2 separate regions of the Mus musculus genome follow, and region 2 is linked to region 1. The links are chromatin loops, found by intact Hi-C in ENCODE. Cell type or tissue: left cerebral cortex. All regions are shown on one strand. Links, peaks and the distances in the headings refer to the core of each region. The heading gives the core; the rest is flanking DNA.

Region 1 (12,258 bases), core at 4,451-9,450:
ACTCCTGCACACTCACATGCACAGAACGGAAAGGACTGAGCGCTGTGCTGAGATAAGGCCATCTCATCCTGAGATAAGGCCAGCCTTAAGCAGCATCCGAGATGTCAATCTCCACACAAGACAGTTCTAGTGTGACCGTCCTTGTTCTTGTCAAGATCACCCATGAGGTCACTCAGTATCTTTCACCCAGTTAAGAAAACACAATGAGGGCTGGTGAGATGGCTCAGTGGGTTAGAGCACCCGACTGCTCTTCCAAAGGTCCAGAGTTCAAATCCCAGCAACCACATGGTGGCTCACAACCATCCGTAACAAGATCTGACCCCTTCTTCTGGAGTGTCTGAAGACAGCTACAATGTACTTACATATAATAAATAAATAAATAAATAAATCTTTAAAAAAAAAAAAAAAAAAAGAAAACACAATGAACTGGAAGATGCCTTATTGGAAATACTTGGGGCCAGCCGCATTTGGCATTTCACACTCTTCTTGATTTGGGGATATTTACACACATAATGGCATATGTTGGAGAAAGGGCTCAAGTTTAAACATGAAATGCGTTTGTTTCCCCAGCACCTTGTATGCAGAGCTGAAATGTGGTTCTGCACAATGTTCTCAGGATGCCTGCGTTCTGACTACAACCCGTCACAGGAGATGAGGTGTGGAACTTTCCACTTGTGACGTCACATCGGTCCTCAAAAAGTCTCAGATTTTGGAGTTCATCAATTTTTTTTTGGATGCTCAGCTGGTATAACAGTTACTGTGCTGCATGAAGCCCCTGGGTCCTCCGGCCAGTAAGAGTCCCCTGTGACCCTTGGGCACCAGGTGCTCGGGGAATTCTCTCCCATTCCACGCTCCCACACAGAGGATGCCTAGCTGGAGACAGCACACTGTTTCCATTTGCCAATGCCTTGATGTTCCCAGGTCCATGTAGTAGCTCGCTGCTCCTCCCACTAGGTCTCTTCAAGGGCCCAGAACCCCTCGAATCATCCTCTGCATGCCACGTTTCCCTTGTCAACTGCCTTCTGCCACTGGTTCCCACAGAGATCCTCAATAGTTGCACCTGTTACAGCATCAATACCAGTGCAGGCCTCCAATTAGTCCTGTTCAGCTGAGAGAACATGGACCATCACCAAGACACACTGCCAACCACCGGGCCCAGCCTAGGGAACCCGGTGTGAGAGAGCCTAGGCCTCCAGAATGAGCAGCTGGTGGGGGAGCTGTGTCTAGTAAATTATTAATTCATTCCATCTTCACTAATGAAGCTCCTGCTGCAAACAGTCCCCGTTTCTTGGAATGCCCGGACTAGAGAGCGGTTATCAAGCGTCGGAGTGCTCCTCTGTCACTGAAGGCTAAACGCAACCTACTAAGTGCCCCTCTAGGTACTTAGGCCATCATGTGCAAGATGACAACAGTGCCGAGAAACAGACAAGCCAACAAAACAATACACTCAAAAGCTCTAAATGGCACGTGACAAAGGCTGGTTATCAGTGGAGGTGTCATTATGGCTCAGACACCCTGCGCCCCGCCCCGCCCCCAATCCTCCATCTCTCTCACCTGGTAGGCCCGGATCAGGGACTGGACTGCCAAGTGGTCTTCCACCAGCTTGCTGGTCTTGGTGCAGCTTGACACTGATGTCCTGCTTTCTTGGAGAACAGCTGGGAGCTGCGGCTGAGCAGGACCCACAGAGGCCTCCTTACTTGCTCTCTGAAAAAAGCTGTCCCAGGACTAGGTAGGGAAGGAGAAAGAACCCAGCTGGGTCAGGTCGTGAAGAGCTGGGATCCCTAAAGCATTCAGTGTTCTTGGCACCACAATGCTCAGGGACTTTGCAGAGCCTCCATTCAGGGAACCTCTCTACTAGCCCAGGTCCCTTACACACCCCAGCTTTCCTCAGGATGTGGGTTCAGTTATACCAGGAACATCTGCCCACATATGTTAGAAAATTCTTTCTACAGCCAGCTGTGTGCACAGACACAAGTATACTCTGCAGCACTCTTCACAGCAATCAAGAGAAGATGTGAACCAGAAGTCTGTTACTGGGGACAGGTGACATCCATGTGATAGAATACTTCGTAGGCAGGAACAAACAAACAAACAATGGGGCTCTTCTTGTACTGACATGGAAAGAGCTGAGATCATCAAATGAAAGCCAAAAACAAAACCAAAAAAAACAACCCAGCCAGGATCATTCCTTGTCACGCTGATGGAAAAGGGGGGAAATTCTGTTGTGTTTGCAAACATTTACAGAGAAAAAATCTCAGAAAGAGAAGAAACTAACAGACAAACCCTGTGGCGGGCTAAGAGGGACCTCTTGACTTTTCATGCTGCTTGCGTCTGGATCACATGACTTTTGCTCTTTCTCCCATCTCACTTCTTAGATATCAAGGCATATTAGCTTATCAGATGACACATCTATATGCATTTATTTCTTAATCTCATGCCAGGAGCTATCTGGAGAGAGTTAGCATAACCAGGCAGGGCAGGTCTCTGGCATATCAAGCAGGAGCTCTCTATGGTCCATCAAGTGGGATGGACTCACACACTTTCATCATCAGTAAGAAAGCAAGAAGCCTCTCCCTTCTCCCCCACACAATACACAGAGACTGAGGTCATGGCTGGTTCTCACAATCCCTCATCCTCCCATCCTCCCATCCTCCCATTCACCCCTGCAGCTTCCTTCCCATAAAATGCAGAATGCAGGTGCCAACCTTGTGAACGCTCTGTGGGTTTTCCAACCAGGCAAAGTACATCTCTTCCACATAACTGGAGCTGACTCCGCTTCTGCTCCTCGGGATGGTCGTTGGTGGTCCAGAAGACCTCCTGCACCCACTGAACACCGGGATAGCCCGTGTGGCCAGGAGCTTGGTGGCCCGTGGCCCCAGCCGGAATGGCAGCAGCCTCAGCTGGCTCATCCTGAACACGGACAAAGAGAAAGAGAGAAAGAAACACAAATCACAGAACCCAGTCAAGAGGAAGCTCGGATATGTCCGAGTTCACTCCTAACCCCTATGGTCCCATGGAAAGGTGGCCTCAGACTAAGCCAAGGTGAGACACAGGGGACACACTCCTATCTCATTGAGCTTCATTTCCAAGCAAGAGGTCTCAGCTCAGTAACCTTCTCCCAAGGACTCCGAAACCCAGTGCCCCTACCCTTCCGTCCAGCTCCCCTATACACAACCCTGCTTCAGGGGGAACCTAGCTCAGGCCCTGGAGCCCACTCAGAAGATCATGGCAGTAACCAAAAAAAAAAAAGGATGGGCACATAGCCTATCACCCTGGAAATGGGGCGGGGGTCCTCCAGGCGCTGAGTTGGCTGTACATGGTCAGAAAAGGCAGGGAAGGGCGTTGAGGAGCAAAGGCTCAGAAAGATGATGTGCTGGCTAGTTTTGTGTCAACTTGACACAGCTGGAGTTATCACAGAGAAAGGAGCTTCAGTTGAGGAAATGCCTCCATGAGATACAACTGTAAGGCATTTTCTCAATTAGTGATCAAGGGGGAAAGGCCCCTTGTGGGTGGTGCCATCTCTGGGCTGGTAGTCTTGAGTTCTATAAGAGAGCAGGCTGAGCAAGCCAGGGGAAGCAAGCCAGTAAAGAACATCCCTCCATGGCTTCTGCATCAGCTCCTGCTTCCTGCCCTGCTTGAGTTCCAGTCCTGACATCCTTTGGTGATCAATAGCAATGTGGAAAGTGTAAGCTGAATAAACCCTTTCCTCCCCAACTGCTTCTTGGTCATGATGTTTGTGCAGGAATAGAAACCCTGACTAAGACAGATGAGAAAGGACAAGACCCACTATCCCTGGAGTCTCTGATCACTGGCCAGAAGTGACTGGTGACTCATTAGGAGTGCAATACTAAGTCAGGGTATCCCTCCTCCTGGGCAAAGCCAGAGGTCAGGAACCCAGACTCAACCTTAGCCCCACTTCACAGAAGTGAGGACTGAGGCTCCCTGTGGTGGAAAGAGAACTGAAGCCAGCCCAGTGGTAGATCCCTGCTACAGCTGCCTTCTGTGGTTCCCAAAAGCGACCTAGAACTCACACTCTGGACAAACGCCACCCAAGGTCGCTGTCATCCCAGGGTACTTACAGGTCGGGGCCACCCAGGTCAGGAAAACAGAATACTGGGTTCTCTTCACTTGTTAAATTACCTGCCCCTTCCCAAGGAAGAAACCTAAATAGTGGGCAGGCTTTCAATGGGCCTCTCCCCAAAACCCCCCCAGGAGTTTTAAAGGTCTCCTCTACTTGTAGAGAACTACCAGGCTCCCTGCTCAGACCTACTGAGCCCCCTGCTGTCCCAGGGTCCTACCACCACAAGTAAAGTGGGACCTCTGTTGTCCTTCCTTTCCCCATGGCTTTGAGTGGGCGGTCCTCTCCTGTCCCATCCAGTCCAGCCCCAGCCTCCACGGGGTAGATCCTCCAGGAAGCAGATCCTTCCTACTGAAGACTGAGTAGTGTTCTTCTGCCTGGGGAGTCCACGCTTCAGTATAGAGTGCAGCCCTAGAACTACCCATCAGAGTCCATGGCCCTTATACAACTCCCTGACCCAGGACACTTACAGTCTAGGGTATGTGGTCTTGGTTAGAACTAGTTCCGAGTCAATGTGTGTCCAGCCAACTGTCCACCAGCTGCATCCCTCCACCCTACCCCTGCCACCAGCTAAACCAAGTCAGGATGCCACTGGCTGGAGTTCTTGCAAAGGTTCAAGTCCACCAAAGGGCAGGCATGGCTCTTCTAGGCTGCCTCCCCTCACCCTTGCAAACTCACTTGAGCTGAAGGGGCAGGTGAGTTCCTCAGCCAAGGAATGGTGATTTCCTGAGGTGACCTGTGGCAAGTCTGAATTAGAAGAAAATTAATAACTAGAAAAGACATTCTAGAGGGGGGTGTGGCAGAACTCTGAACCTCAGGTGCCCCAGGATTCCCTTCTAACATTCCAACCCCTGAGCTAATGTAGCCAGGTCCCTTAGTGAGCCACTTGGGGCTGGGTCTCCTGGAGCAGCAGTAAGTTTCCAAAGGTTCAGCATGGGCCCTAGGGTCAAATGTGGAACAACCATGGGGGATCAGCATCCGCATTCCACACAGTAAGGGTACACAGTCAGGAGCACAGAGGCGAGCACTGAACTGGAGAGTGACCCGCTGTCTGTTCCAGGGCCTGTGTCTTCCTCATGGCCGCTTAATATCTCCTTGGGACAATGCCCCAACTGCTCCTTCTGCCAGCTTTACCCCCACAAGGTGATAGGACAATCCAGGCCAGATAGGGACAAGGCCTGGCTATATCCAGCCTGGCCCAGTGTTGGAACACTGTGTTTTACAAATACAGAACGCTCTGGGCAGCCAGATACTGCTATGGCCTTCACCCAACCCGGCAGGAGATGCCAGCCATTCCTACCCCCATGCCAGCTGGGCTTGAGGACCCCAGAGCTTTGCTGAGCTCCAAATCTATAGCCAAGGCCCTAATTAACCCTGTTAGGTCCTGCTCATACAGGGCAGGATGGCGGCAAGCACACCCTAAAACGTGCCCTGTGCAAGTTTCTAGTGGGAAGATCTTGGGGGCATCCTTTTTGGAACAATGTCATCCAGTCAGAACCAGGGCAGGCAACTTAATACTAAGTCTCCTGCAGTGGTGCACAGGGGAGGGCTGCTCTGTAAACTGCCCTTGGGAAAATCAGTTAGTAGAGGTCAGAGTAGGGAGGCCCCCTTCCCTCCAAACCCTGAAGCAGCACGCAGTAGCAGAGTCTTTCTACCTGTCTTGTACTAGAAACTGAACTCACTGCCTGACTGGAAAATGTAGAACTCCAAAGAGCTAGGCAGAAGGGTGTGATGGGGGTCGGGGTGCAAGCTTACTTTCTTGACAGGGAGGAAGGAAGGGCCAAACTAAAGCCCAGAACTGGGGTGTGTACAAAGATGGGTAAGGTCTGTTGAAGGTTACTGGTGGATGGAGAGGAAATACACAGATTGGCTTGGGATTGGAGCCCGTAGGGCTGGGGGTTTCAGCGCTGGGTCTTTGCAGAGCATGGTCCTTAGGGTCAATCAGATAAGTCCTCTTAGGGCTCATCCTGAGTGCGGGAGGATGGCTGAGACCTCAAACTACTTGACCTAGATATCTGGTCGGCCTCCATTTCCTCAAGTGGGAGCACAGACCGCAGTTAAAAACAAGTATAGGGCCTGTCCTGGGACTTCGAAGCTGCTTGCATGTCCCGCCAGATGCAACCCTGGAACCTCTTCAATCTCAGTGCTGTTCTGGGCAGCCCCCCTCTCCTTGGAAGAGTACCAGGCAGGCTCCTCTCCAGGCCACTACGGCAAACAGTGGGGGGGGGGGGGGGGCTGCAGCCTTCCGGCCTGAAGCCCCACTATTGGCAAGTCACTCCTTCCCACGAAATCTGCATTCACCTGCTGACAAGCACAAAGGACCGGGGGTCCTAAGGAACGCTGCACTTAGTCTAGGGAGAGACCAAGGTCAAGTTCCCGTTCCCCACACCCCACCCCACCCCCTCCCCAAGGGCCTGGCTGAGGTTAGTGGGCAGCGCTGCCCCAGGACCTAGGATCGAGTTGCAGAGGGTTCAGCTCGCAGGAACGGGGGTCGCGCCGCCGCTCTCACCGGCTGGCCGAGGTTCCGGGCCACGCGGTCCGGGGGGCTGAAGGTCCGGGGACTGAGCGGAGGGTCACGAGCAGCGCGCTGTATCAATTACCTAGGTCACGTGACACGGCCGCCGTGAGCGCGCACCCTCGGGATTCCGCGCGTCGTGACGTCTCGGTAGACGCCCCGCCCTGTCTGCGGCCCTCGCTGTCCGAGGTGCTGACCTCCCAGATCCAAGACCTCATGTGGCCCCCAAAGAGCCAGGTGCTTCCAGATGGCCAGCAGGAGCCCAGGTCTGCCCTGTCTGAGTGACTGGAGACAGTGCTGGACCCATGAACCCCAGAGTCCTCGACCTGAAACTAAGAGGAACGTACCAGAATAAAGCAGACTTGTATGTGTGTATGGGGGAAAGATAGATTCCTCTCTATCACCCATAAAATGGGAATGCTATTAAAAGTTCTGCTGTCTTCCAGCTGTTTTGAAGAAAGGATGAAGCAGTTTATGAAAAAATGCTTAGTGCCCTACCAATTCACTTTCCAAGGGATTGTGGCCTGGTTTCCCTCTCCTCAGAGAATCATTGCCACAGACAATCTAACAAAGAATATACATTGACAGAACCTGTGGAAATTTAATCTGCACTTTTATTATTAGTGATTTGCCAACTTATGTTATTGGTCAGTTTGGAGTTTTTCTGATGTGTTCCTGCCTTTTTCTTTTCTGTATTGGGCTCTGTTTCATTTCTAAGCAAATGCAGGATACACCCGTGGCTGGAAATGCTATCAGCAGTCCTTCACAGGATTACTGTAACAGCCCCTAACTGGCTTCTGTGTTTGCATCCCTTAATCCTGACCCAGCAGAGCAGCTAGGGACTTCCTGTGGAGCACAGCTTCATGTCACAGTTTGTACAATCATCTTTCTACGTAGCTGTTTAAGATCCACTGATCCTAAGCAAACTGTGGATAATTGACCTTGTGGTTTTTTGAGTGTTCCATCTGAAGGCTCCTATATCACATAAAACCATAATCAAATGACGTTTTATGTTTGTCTCTTGACAACCTGTCCTTGATTTACAGGAGTCTGGGCCAGCATCCTTTGTGAGAAGCAGGAAAGGAATCACCCCTTTCCCTTCCCTTCAAGGTAATAAATACCTGTAATTCCAGTACCATGAAGGCTAAGGCAGGATAGTTAAGAGTTCAAGGCCAGGCTGAAATACATATTGAGAACCTGTCTCAAAACAACTCCCAGATTCTGTCCAGGAGACTCTAGGCAGCTATGAATGTCCAAGGTTGCATTTTTGAACTCCTTTTCTGGCAAGTGTGGGGGAAATGGAGGGTAAAATGTGAAAGTGTGCGTTGTCTTGAGTGGGGGGACAATCAAGCACTGCTAGAGAAGAAGCCGGGACAGATCTGATAGTGAGTTGGAAGCCAGTCTGGGAGATCAGTGGCTTGCGGGGTGTTTGGTAGGGTGTGAGTAACATGCATTTCTGGCTTTCTTGACTGGAGTTCATTGAGTAGGAAGCAGGTAAGCCGTGTTGAGAGGCACATCAGAGAAGTTTACAACTGAGAGTCAATCATGAATGAATGACCCAAGAAGGTAAGTTAACCTGTGTCCACAGGCAGGGCAACGGCCTAGCCAATCAGAAGGCTTCAGAACTTTCTGTTTGTTTATAGCCCTTTGCAAAGCTCTAAGTGGGACAAAGAGATGGATCCACATCCTGGAGGGAAGGTGAGTCACTCATAGAATGGGATGGGGAAGAGACTGCCAAGGACAGGAACCTCTGCCTGGGAAGCCTGCTGGTAGATCAGCCTTCTCTTCTGATTGTTGTTCTGCTAATTACAGCAATTGAAGCAATTATTCGGGTGCAATCAAGACTCTCATAAGGTGGCTGCCATTCTTAGGAGCCTGGGAGGACTTAAGGCAGGGACTGGAGCTCTGCAAAAATCTTGGCAGCAGAGACCTGTCTTTGCTTCCTCGGGTGTGGGATACAGACACATATGTTTACTCATTCTGATAGTATGGACTAGTTCATTGAGAAATATGAAGCATATAGTGGTAAAGTCCCACATCAATTAGGACTCAAGAAAATGCCCCACCGACATGCCATGCCCACAGCCTTATCTGATGAAGGCAATTTCTCGATTGAGGGTTCCACTTGCCAGAGGACTCTAGTTTGTACCAAGTTGGCAAACACAACGTGTTAAGGTTTACACTGTGTCCCTGCTTCCAAATTTGTAATATGAAGTCCTAACCCCAGGTACCTCAGAATGTCACTACCTTTAGAGATCAGTATTTAAGAGGAAATTGTGTTAAAGCGTGGGCATTGCAATGGCTCTAATCAAGTAGGACTAGTATAAATATATCCGTATAAGTAGAGGAAATTCAGGCACAGACACTGAAGTGGAAATTGCTGGTTTCTTTGGAGACTCAGTTGTATCATGTGATGTTTTCCTGGAAACTGTCTTATGATAGGATGTTTTTGCTGAAGCAGACATGTGGGAGGATGTTTTGCTGAGAACAGACACATGGTGCTTTCCTGGAAGCTGCCTGGGAAAAGGGCATGTGATGTTCTGCTAGAGTGGACACTTGAGGGAATAAGTGGTGTTTGGAAATGGTACAAATATAGCCCAACAAACAATGGACAATGGCAATGACGACTACAACAACAACGATGACAACGATAACAATGAAGCTGTATTGGTTTGCCTTGCCACCCTTTGCTGATCATTGTTTTGTTTGTTGTGATTTTTAGAGAGAAATGCACAAAAGAAGTTCTAGTGGTGTTCCTGAGGCTGCAGCTTCTTGGACTCTGGCTGATTGGCAGAATCTCTCAATTTCTTCTAGATGGAATTGCCATTGCTGATTCATGAATAGTGTTTGTGAGTGGCTTGAACTACCACTGCTGATTCATGTGAATTGAACTGCTGATATCCCGACAACACAGATTGGATTCGCCCGAAAGAACAATTTCAAAATGGGTCCATATCCTCCTTTGCCCTGTTAACCTTTCCTTTCCACTCCCCTGGTGGGTGGGTGGGCTAGAAGGGAGGTTAAAGCATTTAAGTGTACGTATTAAAGTAGGTTTTGAAAAATAGAAGCCTACAGACACAGAGAGGGTAAAGCATGTGAGACAGAAGAGAAAGATAACATCTGCCAGTGGAGAAGAAAGGCCTTGGGAGAACAGCCTTGCATTGCCTTGAAGATGGTGAAGACAGGAGTGTGGCCTGCTGGTACAACCTGCCTAGGACATTTGTCAGCGGAGCACACCAGTGTGAGGTCGTATGCAACCTCTGCTGCCCGACTTGAGCCCCACTTAGGATGTGATTTCCTCTCTGTCCCTGCTTCCCCTTTCTTCCTGATTACTGGGTCTGCATGCAGGGTCACTCCCAAGAAGAATAGGGCAGCCCCCATCACACAGACAGTTTCTGTGCATTCTCTCTCCCGCTCTTCCACCAGCCCATTAGCTTACCATTGTGAAGAGGCGTGGCGAAGGAACAGGTCACCACTCAGAAGCAAATGCTATGGGCTCTTTTTTTTTGGACTAATTTTTGTCTTCATCTTTATTTTTTTAGAAAGTTCAAAGACAATTTCATTTGAATTTAAAAGAAAAACACCCAAGGCCGCTGAGCAGTAGCTCTCAGCAGCTACGCCAAGGAGGAGAATGAGAGAGAGAGAGAGAGAGAGAGAGAGAGAGAGAGAGAGAGAGAGAGAGAGAGAGAGAGAGAAGTGGAAGGGGAAAGCCATGCCACGTGAGCTGGTGTGGAGGTCAGACACAAGGTGCACAAGTAGACAGGTGGTGGTGGTGGTGGTGCTGTCTTTATTGCCTAAAGATGTGGCCAGCAACTGAAAGAGACAGAAAAAAAAAAAAAAGAGGGAAGGAAAGTTGACCCCTCCTAAGTCAGGGAAGGTGACAGACCCAGCTGAATTTCACAGTGGCTGTGCTCTGGGGACAAGCTGGAGGGGGTATTCTAGAAAGCAAAAGCACAGTTTCTCAGTGTGGTGCCTTGAATATGATTGGCCCAGGGGAAGCGGCACCATTAGGAGGTGTGGCCTTATTGGAGGAGGTGTGGCCTTGTTAGAGGAAGTGTGTCACTGTGGGGGCGGGCTTTGAGGGCTTCTGAACTCAAGCTCTGCCCAGTGGGAAAAGAGAGAGCCAGTCTTCTCCTGTTTGCTTTCCGAACAAGATGTAAAACCCTCAGCTCCTCCAACGCCATGCCTCCCATCATGATGATAATGGACTGAACCTCAGAACCAGTAAGCCAGTCCCAATTAAATGTTGCTCTTTGCCTTGATTGTGGTGTCTCTTTACAGCAATGGAAACCCTAACTATGACACTCAGTAAACAAAAATATCCCACGTCTTTCTTTAGCATGACTTAATGTGAGCTCACTTTCCTAGGGGTGGTCCCCTTGTCAGGTGGTTAACTTGGCCTAACGAGAATGTTAGGTGTCCACTCAGGCCAGCGATTCTATTCTATTGACCTGATGGAGTTTTTCCTTAAAGGGCATTTATTGGTGCCCTAACATTCCCTCATTGGGAGAGTAACCTTTAAATCATTCAGGATCCAGATCAGGAATCAGAGCCCCAAACACTTGGGCCATCGCTGGCCTCTGACTCACTTTTCTTTTTTAAGTATCATTTATGTAAAGAGTAGAAATACTTTTCATAACATAAAGCAATTTCTGATACTATTAAATATTCAGTAGCCATGATTTTAATGATTGAGCATGTATCATTGTATAAACCGTTCCTTTAGTGCAGATTGCTACCGTGCATCCCACTGTGATCAGAAGTCAGTTTGCTTGCTTTATCACTTCCTTGACTCCCATTCCCAACCCGATGCCAGGTCACCTACAGGACACTGTGCAGGGTTCAGTATTTTAAATCTTTGCTCTATCTAAGAGTCAGGACACTGACACAGTGAGCTGAGCTCTGGACTGAGCTGGCCCAGGACTGGGGTTACTGGATCCACGTCACCTCCAACTGCTGCCGTTCAAGAATAGCCTATACAAACAATCCTGGAATAAGATGGGACATGTTGAGTGTGTTTGAGGCCTGCAGAGGCCTTTCTTCTACCTCAGGTGAGCTCTAACTCGGGAGCTACGGTGCTAGATGCTCATGGACTCACAAGATTTCCCTTGAGTTAGTAGATTCTGTGATCTTCCCTCATACATTCAAATGGAACTCATGGACCCTTTGGGTTATTCCATAGTCCCCTGATACCTAGCTGACCTTGGAGGGCAAAGGTCAAAATAATGTCCCTTTTAGTCCCTCTGTCCACATTAGTACAGGCTTCTGGGGGTTGTTATTGAACATTCATGTCAGTTATACCCTATATAGTTATACTTTATATAAATGTATAGTTATACCTGTCTGGCACTTTTAGAACTATATAACATTTAGATAAAGGTTGAACAAAAACCATATACTTCTAAATAAATCTCAATTTTGTTAAGATTCATTTTTTATGTAGTTTTACTTTGGTTAAATTGACCTATACCTCCTGTCTTTTAAGATAGTTGTGGGTTGGAGAGCAGGGTGGGGAAGGGTAATAGGGGGCTTTGGGGATAACATTTGAAATGTAAATGAAGAAAATATCTAATAAAAAAAAAAGATAGTTGTGACAAATGTTGCCATGACCAGAATAAATAATAATAAAGTACCATTAACTGAAATAGAACTTCACTTGAACTTT
Region 2 (12,258 bases), core at 3,182-8,181, 150 kb before region 1:
AAAAGCCAAAAGATTTCTTGTGACTCATGTGGCTCCCAACACTGTCTGGACTTATGTCATTTGGTGACAAAAACCTGACCCGAAATGACACCAGTCTATTTATGCTGTCAATCTTTCAAAATAGGAATATTTACCCAGTTGTTTTGTTTTGTTTTGTTTTGTTTTTGTTTTGTTTTGTTTTGTTTTACAAACATCAATGATTTGATTTTAGGTAAATTACCCCAAATCTTGTGGAGGAATTTTTCAAAGGCATAGAATATCCTGTATATACATCGCCTTATTTCCCTAAAATATTTAAGGTGCTCCATTCCAACAACAATGAAGGCCCAGAGTCTCAGAGATAGATTTGTGGATCTTTGTTGCTCCCCAATGGGGTGATCAGATCACGTATGTGCCTAGATCACATATGTACTCAGATCACATATGAGACTACTCCTTCCAGGAGAGGCGTGAAGCACAGCGATGCTGGTGCTGCTGTCATGAGCCTGCCTTAGCTGTACGTGGTATGTAACACACTGTCTTCCCAGGGCTCCAAAGCACTTTTTCCTCCATGTTTTTCAAAGCATCTTCTAGGTGTCACTAGTTACGCACAGTCCCCATGGGATGACCAGTTCCTAAAACAGTCTTGTTAGCTGGTCTAGTGCTCTCTTGCTCTAGCACACCCTCAGATGGTACCCTTCATTTTACATCAGTCGCCAGCCGGCCCAGCCTGCCTGCACTCCTTGTACCTCTTTCCTACACTCAGGAGCAAGGCAGCCTTACTTTTCTTGGCACTTGCATTTCACATACCATTCTTGACACTGGAGGAAGGGACCCTGTTGGTCCCTTACCCTCAGGGGTAGACCTGATTGAAGCCTTCCCTCCTGGCTACTGGGCAGAAGTCTGGAGACATCGCAGGAGCCCCTGACTTGTAGAGTCTCCAGCCCTCCTGAAGGCACCATATGAAGACCCTCTAGGCCTCTATCCCTTCCCATTTGGCTGTTGAGTAGAGAACAAGTCAGGAGAGAAGCTAAGCGCAAGAGCTCCCATCCAGAAAGGTAGCACTGCGGCCTAAGTAGAACACCCTACCAATGAGATAAGCCCCTGATTTTGTTCAAAAGATTCACATTGGTGGCTTTCAGATACCCTGAGGCCAGGCCTTATCCAAGATGGTGGTGGCTGTAGGCCACCAGGGCACGGGAGCCAGGGGCACAATATCAAAGAGCCACTTTTTGAGACCATAACCAAGCTACAATGAGGACTGGAAGACCTCTGACCCTTAGGAAAAAGTTTTTCCTCCCCTCTATTTGTATAAGTGCTCTCAGTTCAGGGTCAGGAGGTTCTCCGCGTCTCTCTGACAGGGGCTCTCACAGGGAGGGAAGACAGCCTGGGCTGTGACCGGAGGAGCCATGTCTTAGGAATTTTCCATGTAGGGTACAGCCTGGGTCCCTCTTGAGCCATAGACACTCTCAGTAATCTGGCCACCTCTCTGAGGGTGGCTTAAAAGGGCCCTGGTGGCATGACCCTTCTGTATCCTGTCCAGTCACTCAGAGGCTGGCTGACCCACTCACTACACAGACTGAATGTTCCACAAGGGAGTCTGGAACTGACTCAATGTCTGGGGTCCGTGAGAATGTGCCAGGTCATGAGGTCTGCTACCAGATGGCATCTGAGGAGTTCAAATGAGGAGATGGCACCTGTCATCTACACATCCACAGGCAGTGCTCTCTGAGAGGCAGCTTGGCAGGGCATGGAACCAACTAAATGCTCAAACCCATCTCACTGGACTGCATGCCCTGGGCTGGGGAGACAGGCCCTCTTCATTGTGATGGATGGATAAATGTCATGGTTAGTTTAACACTAACTTTAAATGAAGCTTAATTGATTGCATCACATTTACCCAGGAAGCCGTTGTTCTGGTTACTCTTCTTGACACTCCAAGAAGATGAGATTGTCATAGAAATCAGAGTGTCTATGTGGCCTGCCCTGAAGGGACACCATCCCCAACCCCTACTCCCTGGGCCACACATATCTGTGCCAGAAAGGCTATGCCTACCTTCCTGTCTCCAAGTACAGACTCGGAGTTCTTGTCCACATCACCACCCCAAGCTCTAGTGCCTTTCCAGATAATTCCTCTCCTCTGTCCATCACCATGGATCAAGTCTAACAGTAGAATGACACTCATAACCAACTGGGACAGTCAAGTTCTATCAGGATCCTTGTGCACCACACGTTCCTTCCACTTAGATACAGGCATTCTCACATGCCTAATTTTCTAGCCGGAGTTTAGAAGATAGATCCCCTTACACTATCAATTCATCAGTCCAGACCATGTTTCCCTTGCAGGGACCTCTTGCCGCGTGGGCACAGGGTGACAGCAAGATTCTTCAGATGGACTTAATGACCTTGGCCCTCAACAAGAGCAAATCAGAATGCTGGACATTTTCCTCCCCATGAGAGCTTCTACGTGTGAAAGGCAGGGATACCAGATGCTAGAGACACAATGGAATAGTACCAGGTAGATAGCTGGCTGGAGTAGCACTCGACTGGACCATGATACTGACATTGCTACCTCAAACTACACACCAGCAATAGTCAGTGCTTCAGGTATTGATTCCTCAGATCAATTGACACTGTGTCACATGCACTTGGCAGGTTCGATGTAACCTCCTGACCCATGAGTCACCCAACCTCGTGAGCCACCTTTGGTCATTTTTGCCACATGTTGGAGATGAAGCACAGGCTCTAGAACACAGCTCGAGTTCCAGTCCTGCCACAAGGCTCCCCGATGGTGTGATCCGGAGGGAGCTACTTCCTCTCTTTGCATCTCACCTAAGATGGAGAGAATAACAGTTTCAACTTGATGGAGGTGCTTTGAGGAGGGGTTGCTAAACAACCATTTATCTGGTTTAAAACCAAATTAGGAAGCCAGGTTTGGTAGTATGAGTCTATAAACCCAGTTCTGGAATACAAAGATGCTTGTGTAGGGGTATATGCGTGAGGCTCATTGGTCAGCCACATTAGCCGATACCTGCTCTGGGATCAGTGAAAGATTCTGTCTCAAAATAATAAGGTAAATACCAGGCATAGTGGTTGCATGCTGTTGGTCTCAGCACTTAGAAGGCAGAGGCAGCAAGATTTCTATGAGTTTGGGGCCAGTTTAGTTTACAGAGTGAGTGAGTTTCAGACCAGCCAGGGATACATAATGACACTCTGCCTCAAAAATAAATAAAAATAAAGTGGAAATCAATAGAACAGGACACCTGAAGTTGACTTCTGGCCTGTGTGTGTGTGTGTGTGTGTGTGTGTGTGTGTGTGTGTGTGTGTGAGTGTGTGTGAGTGTGTGAGTGTGCACGCACACACACACACACACACCCCTACATCATCATACACAAGCCCAAACCAAATTAGTGAGTGAGCATTTCTCTTTAATAGACACAAATATGTATACATTCAAAGCATCCAGATGTCTTTTAGTCTATGTCCCATGGTGGGCCTAAGAGATGCCAGGTGGATTTAACATGGCCAAGAATCCCTCCAAATGATGCTAGATTAGTGTGCCCCTTGTTGGGAGTCACCTCTCATTCCGGAAAAGGATAAAGGGAGCACATTGGGCTCTGAGGCCAGGACATCAGCACACAGGTACTCCAGGCAGGTAAGCCTGTGACAGCTAGAAGTGCAAGGAAGAGGTGACAGGGAAGAGAAGACCATACACAGAGCGCCTAAAAACCATGCAGAGCTGATGAAATTGACCCAAGCAATGCACTGCTGAGGCTGGCCTGCCCTTTTGGGTCTAGGGTGAGACAATCCCCAGCTATCAGTGGTGATGGCAATATTGCCCCACACTAATGAAGAAGACATGAATATCTATTTTGTACTCCTATGTATGTACCTAATGAAATCAAATTATTGCACTGTGTTATGTTAACCTAATTAAAACCTTTGCCTAGGAACTGCAGGAATTTTGTAGAAGTACAACATATTAAAGTTGTTCTAAAGTGCTGATTTCTGCCCATTTGGTAAAGCCTCTACCCCTTATCTTGGGTAGGCAAATACTCACAAAAAGCTTTGTTAAAGAATGACTCCCATGGCCATCTGACAAAGGTCATACTGTAGATCTTATTTGTTAAGGAAGAATTTGTTTTTATTACTACCTCCACATGTTTGTATGGGTTTTTTGTTTGGTTTGGTTTGGTTTGGTTTGGTTTGGTTTTGCTACCTATAAAACATCTACCAGAGTCAAATGCTTGATTCTGCTTTTGCTGACCCTACAAACATGTTTATGGCAGAAATTCCTTTTGGAGGATACAGGACTCAGAGATTACCTTCAGGTGGCCACACTGTTATCTAACCTCTAAAAGCTGTAAGAAATTATGGCTTGATGCTTTCCAAAGCATTAGCTTGGGTACCAACTTGTGTGAAAACAGAGCTCTGTTTCTCTGGTTGAATAGTTTTCTTTGCTGGTGAGAATTCCCGTGACATAATTTGGAGGCCCCAGCAAGATTCCAGCCACACCAACCCTCTGCACTGAGGAAACAGCAGCTCAGCCACACCAGAATGAAGGATTTCCAAGTGAAGATGCTAAGCATGTTCTGGCATTCCTCTGAGCAGGACTCTGACTCAGTACTTGACTCTTCTGACATCTGACCCCCATGACTAGACTCACTAGATAGAGGGGGACAAATTTGACAGAAAAAAACTTGCAGGATAAGGTAAGGCACTGAAGCCCAGAGTTCTGGTCAGGCCCACTCTTAGGGTAGAAGAGAACTTGTTCAGGTTTTATAAAACATGGTCACAGTCCCATTGATGTTTGTTACCTAGAAGACCCACTACATTAAAAACTTTATTCTCATAGAGAGTAATGTTGTCAGAGGGAAATGTTATACTTAGCTAACAGTCAGAAGACATGTGTTGCCTTATCATGGGGTGCCCTCACTGCCTGACATCCAAGTGTTGCTTGTACGTACACAGGACATTTGTATTCCCAAGCCTAGTAATACAATAGAGAGCCATATAGGGCTGGATGGCCCCTTTCAGATCCTAGGCTTATCAAATCCTAGCCTAGCAGGGTACAGCTGACTTTTCCTGCCTCTTGGGAAGGCCCGGCTGATTCCCATTCCAGGAGAGTGTATGAAAGCATTAGAAGAGCTGTCCAAAGTTGTACCTAGGCTGCTGGATTTGGGAATAGCACTGGGAGCAGGGACCGGTATTGGAAGATCAGCATCCTCTGGGATCTAGGATAAACAGGTGGCCACAAAAGTGATGTAAGACATGGGGCAGGTAGCCCAGTCGCTAGAGACAATAAGGGACCAGGTAGTCTCTCTTGCAGAAATACTCCTCCAGACTAGAAGAGGTTTAAATTTGCTGACCACCAAGAAGGGCAGACTCAGTACTTACAAATGAGGAACATTGTTACCATGCAAAAGGGTCTGGGAAAATAAGAAATGTAGTCAAACAACCGAAGAAAAGCAGAGCAAGAGGAAGGGAACTATTCTGTGTGCTAAGAAAACAATTATTTTAATTGCTACCTACAAATGATTGTATGGTTTTCATTGCTACAGAGAAAACATCTACCTGAAACATTTCCTTCTGCTCTTGCTGTGTAAAGGTGTCCAACTATGACAGACATTTCTTTTGGTAAACACGGGACGCGGAGACAACCCTGTCATCTGACCTCTGAAAGGTGTGAAAAATTATGGGATGCTGCTGGACTTTTCCAAAGCACTCGATTGGCTCCACCCAGTCTTTGTATAAATTAAAGTTCTGCCCCTCTGGTTGCATGGTTGTTTCTCTGCTGGCTGGAACTCCTATTGGGGGGACGAGGAGAATGCCAAGGCTTTGAAGCCCATAGAAGAATCCCATGGGATCCCAAAGGACTGAAGACACAGGAGCAAGCAGATGAGCAACAGAGGGCAGGTCAGATGGCCTGTGACTTTGGCTCATCATTCCACCCCTGGGCTGCTGAACTGCACTTGACCAAGTGGGCTTTCCTCCCAGAGGATGATGAGACAAAAAGCCAGTAAGGAAAAAGTCTTCTACTAGGCTGGCCCTGGACATGGCTGGTGTTTGTCCTGATACTGGTCTCTTTCTCAGTAGACTTGTCTGGACAAGGTACCAGCCAGGAGTGTTGGAAGGCCATTCAGAAAAACAGACTCATTGAAAAAGTCTGTGCTCTGGACTCTGTCCCAGTTCCAATACTGAAGGAGGTGCAGGCTTTACAAAGCACCGCCTTGCCACTAGAGGGGGCCTTCTCCTCATGTCTCCACTGACAACACTCACAGAAGAGCCCGATTTCAGAGGCTTCAAGACAATCTTGCTCTGTGTCCACATAATGGGACATATGTGGTAGATGGTCAATACGGATCTGTTTAGAGGGATTGGCTCCACAAACAACCCTTTCTTTATATAAGCCAGGAGCCTTCCACCCCACCGTGGACTTGATACCATTCACATATTGTTGATGCTTCCTTCTAGAACAGTGGTTCTCAACCTGTGGGTCATGACCCCTGGGGCGCGAGGGGGGGGGGGAGGGTTGAATGACCTTTTCACAGGAGTCACCAAAGACTATCAGAAAATACAGTATTAACGTTATGATTCATAACTGTAGCAAAACTAGTTCTGAAGTAGCAACAAGAAATAGTTTTATATGGTTGAGAGCTACCACAATATGCGGAACAATATGTATTAAAGAGTTGCAGCATTAGGAAGGTTGAGAACCACTGGTCTAGGACATGGAGGATCCCGTGGTTCTGCTCTCCAAAGAGTTCCTGCCCCAAATTCTCACTTATCAAGATTAAACATGAAAGCGACAGTGCCTAATCAGACCTCTTTTCCAACCATAGCAGGCCTTGGGATCTAGGAGAGATGGCTGGCAGCCTCAATTTATCTTCTGTTTCTCCCACAAAGACAACCCTAGACGGTGCAATGCAGTTTCCTGTTGATATCTTAGCTTCCCCAACCTATCCATCAATGGAGATGCTTTCTGGTTCTTCCCAGCATGGGTCTGGTGGTTGTTGTTGTTGTTTCAGGGATGCGTCATTGTCTCACAAGTGTCCCTCCAGTTTATTCCAGTCTCCCTCTACAGCACTTTGGCAAAATGAGAAAGCCATGATTTTTTTGAAATGGGCAAATCCTTTATCCCACAGTTGCCTGTCCAGGATGCTCTGCACCAGCCAGAGATCAAGGTTTAGCTGCCCTAGGACCCACCTATGAGGGTGACACTGCATTAGAGCAGACAGCATGGACGGATGATGTGGCATAGTGTGATCCACACAGTGATAGGAACATGGTCACAACATGAGTATAAGCCATCTAGGAAGGCAGAAGTGATAGACAGTATCCATGATCAGTCCATCTGGAGCCAACTCTAGGAGTACCACCAATGCGCCCATGGCATAAACAGTATAAGGTCAGAGACTTAGACACGTGTAAAGAAGGAACAACTTGTTAAGAAAGGAACAATTCCGTAAGGTTTTTAAAAGGACAGATTCTAAACACAGAGCATTTGAGTAAGTTTTTCCAGAGAGATAGAGGGTGATAGGATCAGTAATTGAACCCGGGCATCGCATTAGAGGGCAGCCGTGGGTGGATCAGATAGAAGACCTTTACATCAAGCTAAGCAACTTGAATTGTCTCCTGTCAAAGAGGCTCGTAAGGCTTTAACAGATGGAGCAGCCTCACATCCACACAACTTACCCTGTTCAAAAGCCATAAACTGCCAAAGCTAGAGTGAAGGTTTAGCAATAATTGTCATCCACAGTGGGCATGTCCAAAGCAAAGACAGCACATTTAAAGCTGCGTATGATTCAGGAAGAAAAAGACAACCTAACAGAAAAACAAGGAAGTGAAGCAACAGACACCACACACACACAACACACATACACACATACACACAAACCACACACACTACACACACACAAACCACACATACTACACACACACACACCACACACACACATACACACAAACCACACACATACTACACACACACATGCCACACACACAAACCACACACACTACACACACACATGCCACACACACACACATACACACAAACCACACACACCACACACACACAGACACTGATGTTAATGGAATGCAAATGGCCTCCAAACATAGGAAAAGTTTCCCAGCCAATTAAGCATTTAACGATTGAAATGACAGTGATACTATCTCTCATCAGACTGACAAAAGGAAAAGACGCAAGACCAGCACTGACATGGACTTGGTAGGAAGGTTTATGCAACCATTCTGGAAGGCAATTTGGAAATTTCTTTTAAAGTCTAACATGTGCCTGGTGTGAGGGAGCATTCGGGGTCCCGGCAGGAATATTCGCCTTGAGTTCAAGGCCAGTTTGGATTACTTGAGTTCTAAGCCAGCCCAACCTATGTCAGAGACCTGTCTTAAAGGAAATTAAAACTCTGGGTAAAGCAGGTGCACACTCCTTTGCTCCCAGCACTTGAGAGGCAGAGGCAGGTGGATCTCTGTGAGTTCGAGGCCAGCCTGGTCTACAGAGTGAGTTATAGGATGGACAGGGCTACAAGAATCATGTCTTAAAACAACAACAACCAAGAACAGCAACAAAAATACCCAACCAAACAAATAAAATTAAATAAAATAAATATTCACATCACTGGGAGAAACATCTTCACAAGAGAAGAAAGACATTCATTGCAACACTGTAACATCAAGAATCAGGAAAAACTCAGATCTATCTTCAAGTAGAAGTCAGTGGGAAATTAATACTATACTTTTTATTTTATCAAGAACAAAGAACACTATGGTATTGTTGGGGAGAGATGGATCATCAGTTAAAAGTACTGCCTGTTCTTCTAGAGGTCTTGAGTTCAATTCCCAGCAACCACACAGTGGCTCACAACCATTTATACTGATATTTGATGCCCTCTTCTGGCATGCAGGTGTATATTCAGATAGAGTACATAGAGTATATATATGATATAATAATTCCTTAAAACAAACAAAAAACACCATAGTATAATAGCAGCTAAGAAAAAACTTAGTACCATAGAGATAACTGAACAGTTGCAAGCACTTCCTGCTGCTGTGGAGGACCAAGGTTCTGTGCCAGCATCTACATGACAGTTCACAACATCTGCAACTCCAGTTCCAGGGGGTCTGGTGCCCTCTGCTGACGAGTGCATGTGCGTGGCATGCATGTGGTACACAAACTTGCATGCAAGCAAGAAACCCACATACATAAAAATCAATAAACCTTTAAAGAAAAGAAGAACCATAACTCTCTTTGTATGAGCTAACATGGACTTATTGTTAAGTAGAAAATGAGAGAGCCCCAGAATGACACATATATAGCAAGACACATTAAAATACACTTAACTAAACACAGTGCTGTTTGTTAAATTTTATATGAGCTCATAGCTATGCATAGAAAGCTTTAGAAGGGGCTTGGAAATATACATAAAAATGGTAATGGTGGCAGGGACTAAACATCTATCTAACACCATGATTTCCATTAGCAGAATGTATTTTCATTTCAATAAACGTAGAGCTGAATTTGAAGCCCACTCACACACCAGCTCCCATGCAGCACTGTGGCCAATCCCTCATGAACAGACAGAGCCTGCCTGAGGCGCTCTCAGGCTGGCGTGAGCAGGGCTCCAACAGAGTTGTGGCATACTCCTGAAATACAGGCACTTGGGAAGCTGAGGCAGGAGGATTTTGAGAGTTCCAGGCCAACAAAAGAAGACAATAACAACAAACTTGCTGGCTTTCCAGTGGGCAGAGTGAGCCGCTGTGGTTGGTTAGAGAAGGTCTGGAAACAGGAAGACTGGGAGGCCGTGTACCAGGAGAAGAAGCAAGACCCAGGTAGCAAGTGGTGTGTGGGGCTCTGTGACCAAGCTGGGAACTTGCCTATAGTTTGGTGCAGTGCAATTTGGTGCAGTGTGGGTGTGCATTGGCCAGTGAGGAGGGGGCCCAGTTGAGAACTGTTGAGCGCCCCAGTCTTGGGGAAGGTGGAGAGTCTGGTGCAGTGTGCAACCTTCCTAACATTGCTTGTCCTTTAACACAGTCCCTCTCATTGTGGTGACCCCCAACCATAAAACTATCTTAGTTGCTACTCCATAGCTGTAATTTTGCAACTGTTATGAATCTGCGGTTTTTGACAGTCATTCAATTTCCCCAAAGGAGGTGTGACCCACAGGTTGAGAACCACTGGTCTGTGGCAAATCTTGGAGAGGGAAATGAACCTCAAGAAGTCATTGAATTGAAGTGCAAAAGAAACCTGAGGGCTAAAGTCACAGTGATCTGGGGCCAGGCTTTCTATCAGAATGCATGTGAGGTATCTGCTACTCAAAAGGCCGCTCATTGGCCAGGCCCTTTCTCTGGAAGCTGTAGAGAGCAGATCAGGGCCCACTTACTGGTACAGAAGACACTGTCTTTACCCTTCTGTACCTACTCCATTGTCCGAGTCTGGGCATTCAGGATGGGCTGGCCAAGGGCAGCAAGGCAGACACATAGTCCTCTGGCTTCCAGCCATCAGACTTTTCCGGGAATGGCTGACGTGGGCCACTCTGTTCTTTTGAATCTGAGCCTATGTAGCAGTAGAGGCCTAATTAATTAAGTAATGCTGAAGCCTTGGGACTCTCCCAAAGGCAGCACACAGGGGAGGGGTTGGTGAGGCCTGAGAACGTTCTACCCCACCCCCATCCCCAGTGCTGGAATCCAGAGGCTCCTGAGTGTCATTGGAACTAAAGCCTGCACTTAAGTGCTTCCACAGAGACAAAGAAATCATAAATCAAGAGCGGGCAACCCCGCCCACGCACTGCTAACCACCACGCCAACCTGCTTCTCCAGACACCCAGGCAGTTTGCAGCTCAGAAATGAAGCCAGAATAGGCTGATCTCTCCCTCCACAGCAGCACCTACAGACCCATGACCCCAAGAAGGCACTGCTGCAGAATGGCTGCTCCCACCCTCTCTCCAGACTCCCCCACCCCAGAACTTCACACTCTCTACCCACTCCCCACAGCACTGATTCATAATGGAGCAGGTTTTTGGTTTATCAGACTAAGGCCACGGTGTGGCCACTGAATAAAATGAGAAGAAAGGTTGTCATCCAAAACCCACCACCCACTCTGAAGCTGTTAGGTGATAATGAAGCTCACTGAGTACCCAGCATTGAGCCCTGAGACCATGTGGTGAGTTCCTTGTTGTGTGCTGGCTGGCCCTGTGGCCAGGAGATGAACATGGAAGCCAGATCTGACCAGGATGAATTACTTCACTACGGTGTCCCCAACTATAGAAGGGTAATATGAATGCTGATAATGTGATTAAATGAGTTACTACATGCTTATCACACTGCCTGACACATTTCTAGCTTTTTTTTAATAGATCTAATAAAGAAACACCTCCTTTACTCAATCATCTTATATGTATCCTGTAGTAACAATTTCTACATTCTGAATGAAAAGGAGAAAAACATGCTTCTATTTTTCCTCCAAGACTGGATAGGAAATTTCCTCTTGCATATGAGTTATGCTCAAATACAGAAGTCTCTGGAAAGGAGTTTGCCAAGCACCAGTATGAGGGAAAAGCCACAGGCACAAAAACACGGCAAGGACTGGCCGGCCCCTGGAAGGCTTCCAGCAGCAAACCGTCCAGCACCACGGACAGTTCCAGCGAGCCACTAGGCCTGGAAGGGAAGTTGTCCTTCTGGCCTGGCACATCTGGGAGAGGGAGCCTTTTGCTGAAGGGGGTCTGTCTTCCCCTGACTGTGACCCCTGTATCCTTCAGATGTAAAAGCTCTGCCTTCTTATTTGGGAGCTAAAGACCTGGAAGAATCCAGCCCATTGCCTTCCTCACTCCAGTTTTTATGCCTCTTGCCCTTACCCTGCCAAGGTGTGCCACACTGCAGATGGAGTGATAGAGGCATAATGAAACACAAAGAAAAGGGAGGTGGCATGAAGACCATGAAGCAGGTCTTAACAGCCTGGAACCAGATGTGCCAGGGCATAAGAACAACTTCCCTGTGGGGGGTGTGATGGGGGCAGATAGCATCTTTGCTGTACCAGGATTGAGGAAGGATGAAGTAAGAGTATACCCATGGCCCTGGCACAGAACAAGTGAGTCCGCATCTTGTCATAGAGGAATGGAGGAGGCGAGAGTTGGGTGTGAGTCCCAAAATGAACTGGCTTCATTCTCAGGAACAGCTAAGGATTATTATGTGGGCTGGAGAGCCAAGAGACGAGGTCTGCAGCTTGCTAGGACTGGGAAGTTTATTTTTTGGAAGATTCTACTGTCTGTT

Evidence for each region. Peaks named below come from ENCODE experiments on the same cell type or tissue, not always from the same donor. Only the 100,000 strongest peaks of a DNase experiment are listed, where the experiment ranks them.
Region 2: a loop joins it to region 1, with 3 times the contacts of the local background. A loop is called at or near these places in 19 of 42 quality-filtered maps.

Annotation. Positions count from the first base shown.
Region 1 is chr14:32,316,446-32,328,703 of GRCm38, reverse strand. It overlaps Ogdhl (oxoglutarate dehydrogenase-like), which reads right to left and starts at 6,685. Exons shown (of 24, transcript NM_001081130.2): 1 at 6,588-6,685; 2 at 4,757-4,825; 3 at 2,706-2,910; 4 at 1,555-1,725. The coding sequence starts at 2,909. In left cerebral cortex, for the core only: no CTCF peak of the experiment used is centred there; DNase peaks (open chromatin) are centred at 5,327, 6,105 and 6,729; H3K4me3 peaks cover 1,307 bases; H3K27ac peaks cover 1,849 bases.
Region 2 is chr14:32,467,155-32,479,412 of GRCm38, reverse strand. No RefSeq gene overlaps it. Among named protein-coding and RNA genes, the nearest start is that of Chat, 7.4 kb to the right of the region's middle. In left cerebral cortex, for the core only: a CTCF peak has its summit at 6,206 (motif pointing right); a DNase peak (open chromatin) is centred at 6,217.